Linked DNA regions of Homo sapiens: region 1 is linked to region 2. Evidence: chromatin contacts called from ENCODE Hi-C or POLR2A ChIA-PET data. All regions are on one chromosome and are shown on one strand. The core of a region is the stretch at or near the end of the contact, and the rest is flanking DNA. Distances in the headings are between cores, read along the strand shown. Region 1 holds the start of HAVCR2 (hepatitis A virus cellular receptor 2). Region 2 holds the start of ITK (IL2 inducible T cell kinase).

Region 1 (5,151 bases), core at 386-2,885, 72 kb after region 2:
ATCTGTCACTTAGGGGGCTTATGCTCTCATTCTAAATCACCAATCATGTGCCTTTCGGCAAATCAATTTTCTGAAGTCTCAGATTCCTTGTCTATAAAATGAGAAATTGGCCGGGCGCGGTGGCTATGCCTGTAAACCCAGCACTTTGGGAGGCCGAGGCGGGTGGATCGCCTGAGGTCGGGAGTTCAAGAACAGCCTGACCAACATGGAGAAACCCCGTCTCTACTAAAAATACAAAATTATCCGGGGTGGTGGCACATGCCTGTAATCCCAGCTACTCAGGAGGCTGAGGCAGGAGAATCACTTGAACCCGGGAGGCAGAGGTTGCAGTGAGCCGAGATCATGCCATTGCACTCCAGCCTGGACAAAAAGAGCGAAACTCCATCTCAAAAAAATAAATAAATAAATAAAAATAAAATAAAATAAAATGAGAAATTGATTATGATCTCTTGAGTAACTGCCACTCTGCAATGCTATGGGAAGTACACACATTGAACAAGTTGCATATTTATATTAAATGCCATTTGTTTATATTGAACAAATTTGGTATTTATACCCAATGCATTTAATGGCATAAATGTGAATGACAAAGAAACTCAGGAAGGCAAGACATAGAGGAAGGCCACTGGCTTTTCAGAAACCACTCAGCCTGTGAGCTCACTTCCCTTTTATAAAAAAAAGCTTTTGCTTTTAAGGTGTCCAGATAAAGGTCACACTCCCAGAGCTGAGGCTACGTGAGTCTAAGCTGTTACCTCAGTTATGGGAGTGTGGCTGGAACTCAACACTTTCTGATCATTCATGGCCAAAGCCTCTTGGGGTAGGGGAGAGGGGGCACCTTGTATGCATGAGATGAAACAGGATACCAAGATCCCCTTAATTCTACTCAGAGTAGAGGAAAGGAACTGTTGCCAAAAGGAACATGTTTTTTCTAAATTGAAGAGTTGGAAGTTTGAAGGTCAAAGTCAGAATATTAGAACAGAGAGCCATGCATGTATTATCTAATACAATTTTCTCATTTTATAAATTATATAAATGAGGAAACTGAGACTCAGCAAGGTTATAGGATACAACCTAATCTGTGTTAGAAGAAGGATGAGAGTGAGGCTTATGCTGGGAGTTGCTATGGTCTGTAAATGTGAGGATAAGGAACATGCCATTCACTGTTGTGTTCCACTTCCTAGTCCAGTGCCTGGTGCAAAGTAGGGGCTTCATAAACTTTGGTCACAGGCCTGATGAAGGGACTGATTTGAGTGAATGAATCCATGGATGATGCATCTGTACTTTGTGTTCCCCGCTAGTCAGATGGACTCGGACATGCTCCATTTCAGGTGTATCTCATCTGAGACATTATTAGAGGGTTCTCTTTATGTGCCATGACTGAGTAGCGTTTTCTTCCACTGAAGTATTGCTTCCTCTTTGTTGATATCACAGGACAGACATCAGAACACTTACAGGATGTGTGTAGTGTGGCATGACAGAGAACTTTGGTTTCCTTTAATGTGACTGTAGACCTGGCAGTGTTACTATAAGAATCACTGGCAATCAGACACCCGGGTGTGCTGAGCTAGCACTCAGTGGGGGCGGCTACTGCTCATGTGATTGTGGAGTAGACAGTTGGAAGAAGTACCCAGTCCATTTGGAGAGTTAAAACTGTGCCTAACAGAGGTGTCCTCTGACTTTTCTTCTGCAAGCTCCATGTTTTCACATCTTCCCTTTGACTGTGTCCTGCTGCTGCTGCTGCTACTACTTACAAGTAAGTCTCGGCATGGATATTTACAATGACATAATGGTGCTGTACAGAGGACAAGGGAGAGATACAAGGATGGCCATTGTAATGTTGTTTGTAATAGCAAAAGCTTGGAAGCAACCTAAATGTCCGTCGATGAGGGAGTGGGTAAATAAATGTGATATAATCATGATACAAACAGTGAGTCTGACAAAACATACTGGTATAGAATGTCTCAAAATTATAATGTTATTAAAGAAAAAAAGTTGCAGAATAATGCATATATTAGGCTTCTATTTGTGTGTGTGCATTGTCGGGGAGCAGGAATATGTGGACATTTCTTAATGTATAAGCTCTAGGAAAAGGAACCAGGGAATGGTAAAGAGTTGGGAGAGTAAGGCATATTTTTCTTTTCTTTTCTTTCCTTTTTTTCTTTTTCTTTTCTTTCTTTTTCTTTTTTTCAATTGAGATGGAGTCTCACTCTATTGCCCAGGCTGGAGTGCAGTGGTGGCACCATTTTGGCTCACTGCAATCTCCGCCTCCCAGGTTCAAGTGATTCTCCTGCCTTAGGCACCGGAGTAGCTGGGATCACAGGCGTGCACCACCACACCCAGCTAATGTTTTTAATTTTTAGTAGAGACAGGGTTTTACCATGTTGGTCAGGCTGGTCTCAAACTCATGGCCTCAAGTAATCTGCCCATCTCAGCCTCCCAAAGTGCTGGGATTACAGGCGTGACCCACCGTGTGCCCGGCCACTTTTTCATACACCTTTGATAGTGTTTGAATGTTTTTACTGTAGTTGAGTCATATGAAAACAAAGGGGACATAAAAAATCAAAAGAAAATATATAATGAATGTTTTATCATATATAAAATATATATAGTTTTTTTTTAATGGAATTAACTTTGTCATTTGAGGAAAATGAGGAGACAAGTCTCAATCATTTTAGGAGATTTGTTTGCCAAAGTTAAGGAGGCACCTGAGAGACAGGTCTATGACTTTCTCAGAAGATGATTTTGAGGGCTCCAGATTTAAAGGGGACAAGGTGGGATATTGAGAAGCACTCAGTTTTCACATAAAAAAGGGGGGGGGGCAGAGGAAAAATATGGGGAATCTGCATTTTACATTAGATAACACAGACAAAATGGGGTAGGGAAACAATCAGATAACGCATTTGTGTCTGGCCAGGGTGACCGCACCGGTAAAGATGAGCTATCAATCTGCATTGCACAGCTGACCAGGAATTTCCTTGTGGGCAAAATATGGGGGAGGTATGCAGCCTTTCATCCTGTAGCCATCTTATTCAGGAATCAAAAAGAGGAGGCAGGTTTCTGTGACCCAGTTCCCAGCTTGACTTTTCCCTTTGACTGAATGAGTTTGGGGTCCCAAAATTTAATTTCTTTTCACAACTTTAAACCTTAAAACAACTCCATGAGTAGTTTCAAATACACAAGATCCTTATTTAACCAAGGGTTTGTATTTACTGTGCACTTGCTGCTTAAAAAGAGAAGTATGTTAGGAGAGCCTCCCTTTGTTGATGAACAAGCAAGTAGCCCAGATGGGCGGGCCGTTTCCTGGCTGACCATGACTAATTTTCTGATTGTCTGTTTCCATCAGCCCTGTTCTCCCGTGTTCACAGAATTGGGCCACAATTCTCTCCTAGGGCAGTGTTTCTGAAAGTGAGGTTCTGAGACCAGCCACTTCAGCAACACTTGAGAACTTGTTAGAAATAAAAGTTCTCAGGCTCTACCACAGGCCAACTGAGTCAGGAACTCTAGCAGTTGAGCCCAGCAATCTGTGTTTTCGCAAGGCTTCCCAGTGATTCTGATGGCCTTCACATCTGAGAAGCATTGTCACAGCGAATCATCCTCCAAACAGGACTGCAGCAGTAGCTTCCTCTTTATTCTGTAAGACATGGCTTGCAGTTTTCCTGAAATGGAGTAACCTCACTCACCGCTTGAGTCTTGGCTCTCCTTCTCTCTCTATGCAGGGTCCTCAGAAGTGGAATACAGAGCGGAGGTCGGTCAGAATGCCTATCTGCCCTGCTTCTACACCCCAGCCGCCCCAGGGAACCTCGTGCCCGTCTGCTGGGGCAAAGGAGCCTGTCCTGTGTTTGAATGTGGCAACGTGGTGCTCAGGACTGATGAAAGGGATGTGAATTATTGGACATCCAGATACTGGCTAAATGGGGATTTCCGCAAAGGAGATGTGTCCCTGACCATAGAGAATGTGACTCTAGCAGACAGTGGGATCTACTGCTGCCGGATCCAAATCCCAGGCATAATGAATGATGAAAAATTTAACCTGAAGTTGGTCATCAAACCAGGTGAGTGGACATTTGCATGCCATCTTTATGAATAAGATTTATCTGTGGATCATATTAAAGGTACTGATTGTTCTCATCTCTGACTTCCCTAATTATAGCCCTGGAGGAGGGCCACTAAGACCTAAAGTTTAACAGGCCCCATTGGTGATGCTCAGTGATATTTAACACCTTCTCTCTGTTTTAAAACTCATGGGTGTGCCTGGGCGTGGTGGCTCACACCTCTAATCCCAGCACTTTGGGAGGCTGAGGCCGGTGGATCATGAGGTCAGGAATTCGAGACCAGCCTGGCCAACATAGTAAAACCTTGTCTCCACTAAAAATACAAAAAATTAGCCAGGCATGGTTACGGGAGCCTGTAATTCTAGCTACTTGGGGGGCTGAAGCAGGAGAATCACTTGAACCTGGGAGTCGGAGGTTGTGGTAAGCCAAGATCTCGCCATTGTACTCCAGCCTGGCTGACAAGGGTGAAACTCTGTCTCAAAAAAAAAAAAAGAAAAGAAAAGAAAAGCCAAAACTCATGGGTGGAATGTATAGATGGGATGAAAGGCCTAGATCAGTGGTTAGAGACCCTGACTCTCATTAGAATCACATAGAGAGTTTTTAAACAACTATAGATGCCAGGTACAGTGGCTCATGCCTATAATCCCAATACTTTGAGAGGCTGAAGCAGGAGGATCACTTGAGGTCAGGAGTTTGAGACCAGCCTGGCTGATATACTGTGGCTACCCCTATCTCTTAAAAAGCAGAAGAAAAAACCCCACTACCAAAAACCAGAGAAATCAGCATCTCTGGAGGTAGATGCTAAGCATTAGCTTTTTACAGAGTCTACCTCAGGTGATTTTACCCCAGGTGCAGCCAGCATGGTGAACTGCTGGGTTATGCATGTATGCTGGGAGGTGAACAGACTTAAGATTTCTATAACATGTACTTTGTGCCCAGATAGAGCTGAGTTTACATCTAACTCTGCCTCTTACTAGCTATATAATCCTGAGCAAGTTATTGAAACGCTGTGAGCTCCTCTTCTATAAAATATGACAATAATACCGATCATGTGGGCCATTAGAAGGATTTTATGTGATAATATTTTATTAAAAGCCTT
Region 2 (4,972 bases), core at 2,408-4,907:
CCGATATCAGTCACATGCAACTAAGTATGCTGTTTAGTTGGTGGCTACCTCTCCAAGGATCATTTGTACTTAGGCTTGCCGACGGTGTGCTGGACTCGGCTTGTACTGGCCCGAGGTAGCTAATTGTTAAGTTTTCAGGAATCTGTGAGCCAGCAGACATCACATTGGTAGTTTAAAATGGGCCATGATGGGAATATTTACACCAAAGGAATTGGCAAACACTATGAATCAGGGCTCTCCAACAAGCCCTGTACTCGGATTCCTAAGCATTTACCAGGACATCCATGTGCCCTTATCTCTCATTGTCCTCTGTCATAGAATTTCAGGCATCAGGGACAACTTGGAAAAAAATTGACAGGCACAGGAGAGCCTCTGAAATCATGTCTGTCTGCAAGCTACCACCTGCCAAATCTATGCTTCTTTCTGGCCCACTGCTCCAGCAAGATGAAGGCGCTTCTTGGCCCCTCTGAAAACACTTGCACATCTCAACAGGAAAAACAGGCATCGAACACCAGAACTAAAACCATGTTAAAGTAAAACCTCAATCAATTAGTATTATAATGACAATAGGCATGATTTTTTAGGTTAGAATAAACATACTTGATTTCTAGAATTACAGAATATGTTCTTGAGTATGTAGAAGGGTTATTTTTCATATGGTGTTATAAATTCATAGAATATGAGAACTGCAAGAATCATAATTTTACACATGAGAAAAGAGAAAAAGAAGCTCTGACACCCGACACCCTAAGAGGGGCAATAACTGGCCAAACAGCTCATAATGCATGTATATCTACCCCACAAAACTTATATTTAGCCACAGAATAGAAGGAATCCAGGACCCTGATCTTAGCTTGACTTTGAAGAATCCTTGAATATCTCCCATAATTTGAAAATGAATTGTTATGACAGCCTGCTAGCTTCTGTAGAGACATGAAAGGGATACAAATAATGGTTAATTTTTACTAGATGCTTACCAGATGACAGGGCCTATGCTAAGTACCTAATATATTAAGTTGAATTGTTTGAAACTTCTAATATCTGATATTCGATCTGCCAAATAATTTCAAAAAGTTCAGCCTAAAGACATTATACCTCTGAGTCTTTGCCATCTTCCTATGAAATGGGTACTATTATCACACCCATTTTACAGATTGAAAATGAAGCCTTTAATTTAAAAATGAAAATGTTCTTCCCATAAGTGTAATGTTATTTACTTATGAGTAATATTAATGCAGCCTTGTGTGCAAATTGGTGGCCTGAAACCATGTAGTATACCTAAGACATGAACAATAATAATTCACATATATTACCTTTTTCAGGGAACTTGGATAAATTTCTAATTAATAAACTTCTATAATAATTAAATAATTAAAGAAATACTTTTAAAATGTTATTTATAAGAGTAAAAAAGGCATTAGAAAACAAGAAATTTGATGTTTGGACATGTATTCTCTATATCTCACATGGAAGAATTAGAAACTGTAGCCTAGGGCTCCCCAGAATGAAGTAATTGTCTTGAAATTTTCCATAATGCTCAGATAAAGAAGTAGGGTGATTTTACAACCTTGTCTACATGCAAATTATGACCAATAATATTCTGAATTAAGGCCATCTGGTTTTGTGATTACTTACAAATAATATTGAGCTGAATTCACAATCAGTTCACAAATAGCAGTTGGGCTAAGGAATTATTAATACTAACTAAATGAGATGATACTATGTTGAATCAGAAAAACGAACTGGTGAAAACTGCAAAATGGACTTTGAAAAAAATATTTAAAGGTACATGACTGTTCTTTCAATATGAAACAAAAACTTTAAATGTTCCATTCACAAAAAAGCATTGAGTAATGCCATGCGATTTATTAGCTCTACATGATAAATCCCCCAAGTTCACAAACTGGGCTCCTGGCCACCTAGCAAAGAGGACTTGCACGTAATTCCATGTGTTTTCTGATTGACTGGTAAATTGTTATCAGTAAGAGTCTGATAATAAGACAAGCAATTCTTTTCACTTCTAAAGAGGCAGAGCTATTTCGCCTGCAACTTTTTTGTTTTCTGTATTTTTTTAATTCACAAAAGACATGCAACACCTGCAACTTTAAAAAGTGAGGCATCCATAGGCTCTATACCCAGCCTGACCTCCTCTGGAGCTCCATCTCATGAAGTGCTTTAAACCCTGGCACACCAAAGAATCCCAAACTCATGCCACCACCTACTAAGTCAGACTCCAACAAAGAACTGGAGCACTTTTGTTTCTAAGTGACCATCAGGCACCTAATATTATTTTCCCTTCAGTAAAATATAAGTGATAATCCTTGTCCTACCCCACTAATGATGTAAAAATAATATAACCATACAGTAAGAAATCAAACATGCTTTGAAAAATTGCAGCATAGGGCTAAACAAGAGCCACTGCATAAAGCAAAGAAGTTTTGAAGAAGAAAGGGATCTTGAAGGTTGTTATTTCCAGTTTTTTCATTTTATGAAGAAAGAACCTGAAACAGGAGGTAGACATTTGCCCAGACTGGATCACCTACTGAGAAGTAGAGTTTGGTCTCCTGACCCTTTGTCCAATGCTTTTTCTACCAAACTACATTATTAGGATTATTCCTGTTGCTTTTGTTATTAGTGATGTTAAGAAGCACAAGACTATTTTTAGATAAAGAGATAGACTGACCTAGCAAAGCAGCCATACTCCTTCTGGGTAAGAACCGCTGGTCTGCACTGCAGAAACTTTGTTCTTAATAACCCTGGTGTCCTAAGAAGTCTATCAAGAGATGAAGAGGTTTGCCATTGTGCCTTACAACTTTTAGATAATTAAATGCCTGGGAAATCTTATTTCAAGATCAGGCTAGCGACGAGTATTGAGACAAACAGAGTTATTCATGAAAACGTTAACACTGAACCCAAAACTTAACCATTCTAAACACCAGTTTCTTCCACTAAAAAATAAGAAAGCTGGGGTAGATCATCCCATTGAATGCTAGTGTTGTATTAATCTATGTTTCATTAAATTTAGTATGTTTCATTAAATTTAGTATGTTTCATAGAAAGTTCAAGTTTTATCGAATCATAATACTTGCTACCTAAAATGTTATTCATAATTTAAAAACCAAACATAACCTTGCAGGGGGAAAAAGCTGATGAATGTTAAATTTACAGTTTTTAGAACTGAAATCACCTAGCACCACCATTTCACCTCTTGACTGCTCTCTGCATTCTCCTCTGATTACTTTTACTGTACTTTTTATGTTGTTACAATAAGCATGTTTGTGTTTCCTGTGCTCTATTTTATGCTATGTATATATTTTTGCATTAGCCCAGTCCAAACATAAAATGCTATGCGAAAAAAGACAAATGAAACTGCTCACATACCCCATGACGATCTTCAAAGTATGCCAGGCTGGCTTTGGTTAACACAAAGAAGCGGACTTTAAAGTTCGAGGGAGAAGTTCTTCTCTTTTGTTGGGATTTCTTGATGAGCTGTTCTTCCAGGAGGATAAAGTTGTTCATGATCCAGTTCTTGAAAGGTGGTGCACCTTGGGCATCACCTCTTAGCACAACCAAAGGAAAGAGTTTTGGGGCAAAGAATGCAATGTGGAGGCAGTTGATCTTCAGAGAGCTGCTCAAGGGCAACTTGCCTTCAACGTTATCTTTCTATCAACGTTCAGCCAACATAGCTGAGCTTCTCCTCTGATGTCAAAGGCCGAAACCACATCCTTTCAAAATTCACAAAACGAGGAGGCATATGTAAAAAATACATACAGCCTTTGCTAATGGCTTGAAATGATATTTGAAAAACTGTAAACTCAAAATTGTGGTAAGGATTACAGTTTAATCTTTATAGTTCCTGGTTTAATCCATCCAGCAGTTAAATCATGTAGCACAAGGAGTAAGGACAATGTGTGGTTTTGCTTACCATGATATACTCAGCAACCATCACAGTACCTGACACATAAAACAGATGTTCAAGAAAAATTTGTTGAATGGATCATCACCAAATTGGGTTGGACAATTAAAAGAGGTAATGAGCACAAAACCCTCACACATTAAAGTGAAGAAATATGTTGCTGAAGTTTATTAGTTTTTAAGATTTAAATTAAAGCCCATAGAAATTTCTCAATGCTACATATAGATGACTGCCTTTCTGTCCTGACGTTTTGTGGAAGAGTGAAAAATAAGTGAATCCTTCAGAATGGCATAATAAACAAAGTATATGTGGGCTTTGAAAACAGACAAACTTGTGTTGGATTCCCAGCTCTGTCACTTACTATGCTGTTTCTCTTTGAGCAAGCCATGACTTCTCTGATCCTTAGCTTCCTTGTGAGGGTCCTTTGGAGGACTGAATCCCATACATCTTATGAATGGTAGGTGCTAGTCATACATGTCACCTTAGAGTTAGTACATAGTTGAAGTATAATGTGTGACAGTTACCTCTACTATGTTAATAATCAAGAGATTTTAGTGTAAGCAGATATTGCATGTAGTGGGTAGGGATAAATAATAAATGAAATAATAATTATTGCTGTATAGGAGTGAAATTCTCCAATGTTTATTTTTAAATGTAAATTACCAGACAACAGCCTAATTTTATTTCATATACTGGATGCCCCAGCATAATCAAGACACCCAGGAGGGTACGGTACTGGTATATTTTAAATTACCTCCCCCATTCTGAGATTCTTAAGACATATGTGTGGAAATACACTGCCCAAACAAGATAGTATTTTTTTTTTCTGAGTATGGGCTTGAGGTAGGGATTGCTACTATTCCCAAATAGCTACTCTCTCCTTCTTACTAGAGTAACAGAATCCCTGACAGTTATCTGGGCATCTGGCCAGCAAGAATAAAGACTACAAATTTTAGCCTCCCTTGTAGCTAGGTGTAGTTGTATGACTGTCTTCTGGTCAACTGAATGTAGCAGAAGTCGTGTGCACAACTTCTAGGAAATTTCCTTAGTGGGATC

The links. A loop is a pair of places that touch in the nucleus more often than their neighbours do. ChIA-PET counts read pairs that join two places held with the same protein, here RNA polymerase II (POLR2A). Pooled maps may share reads with other maps.
Region 1: a map of naive thymus-derived CD4-positive, alpha-beta T cell shows a loop between it and region 2 (2.2-fold over the local background). The contact joins the promoter of HAVCR2 here to the promoter of ITK in region 2. A Hi-C loop is called at or near these places in 1 of 168 maps with a recorded cell type or tissue (naive thymus-derived CD4-positive, alpha-beta T cell), 3 of 37 single-sample maps with no recorded cell type and 8 of 50 pooled maps. POLR2A ChIA-PET finds 5 or more read pairs at or near these places in 7 of 52 experiments (CD4-positive, alpha-beta T cell, GM12878, OCI-LY7 and 3 more).

What each region holds. Positions count from the first base shown.
Region 1 is chr5:157,105,528-157,110,678 of GRCh38, reverse strand. It overlaps HAVCR2 (hepatitis A virus cellular receptor 2), which reads left to right and starts at 1,635. Exons shown (of 7, transcript NM_032782.5): 1 at 1,635-1,753; 2 at 3,717-4,052. The coding sequence starts at 1,696. RefSeq lists an enhancer at 1,699-1,848.
Region 2 is chr5:157,179,525-157,184,496 of GRCh38, reverse strand. It overlaps ITK (IL2 inducible T cell kinase), which reads right to left and starts at 3,657. Exons shown (of 17, transcript NM_005546.4): 1 at 3,382-3,657. The coding sequence starts at 3,519.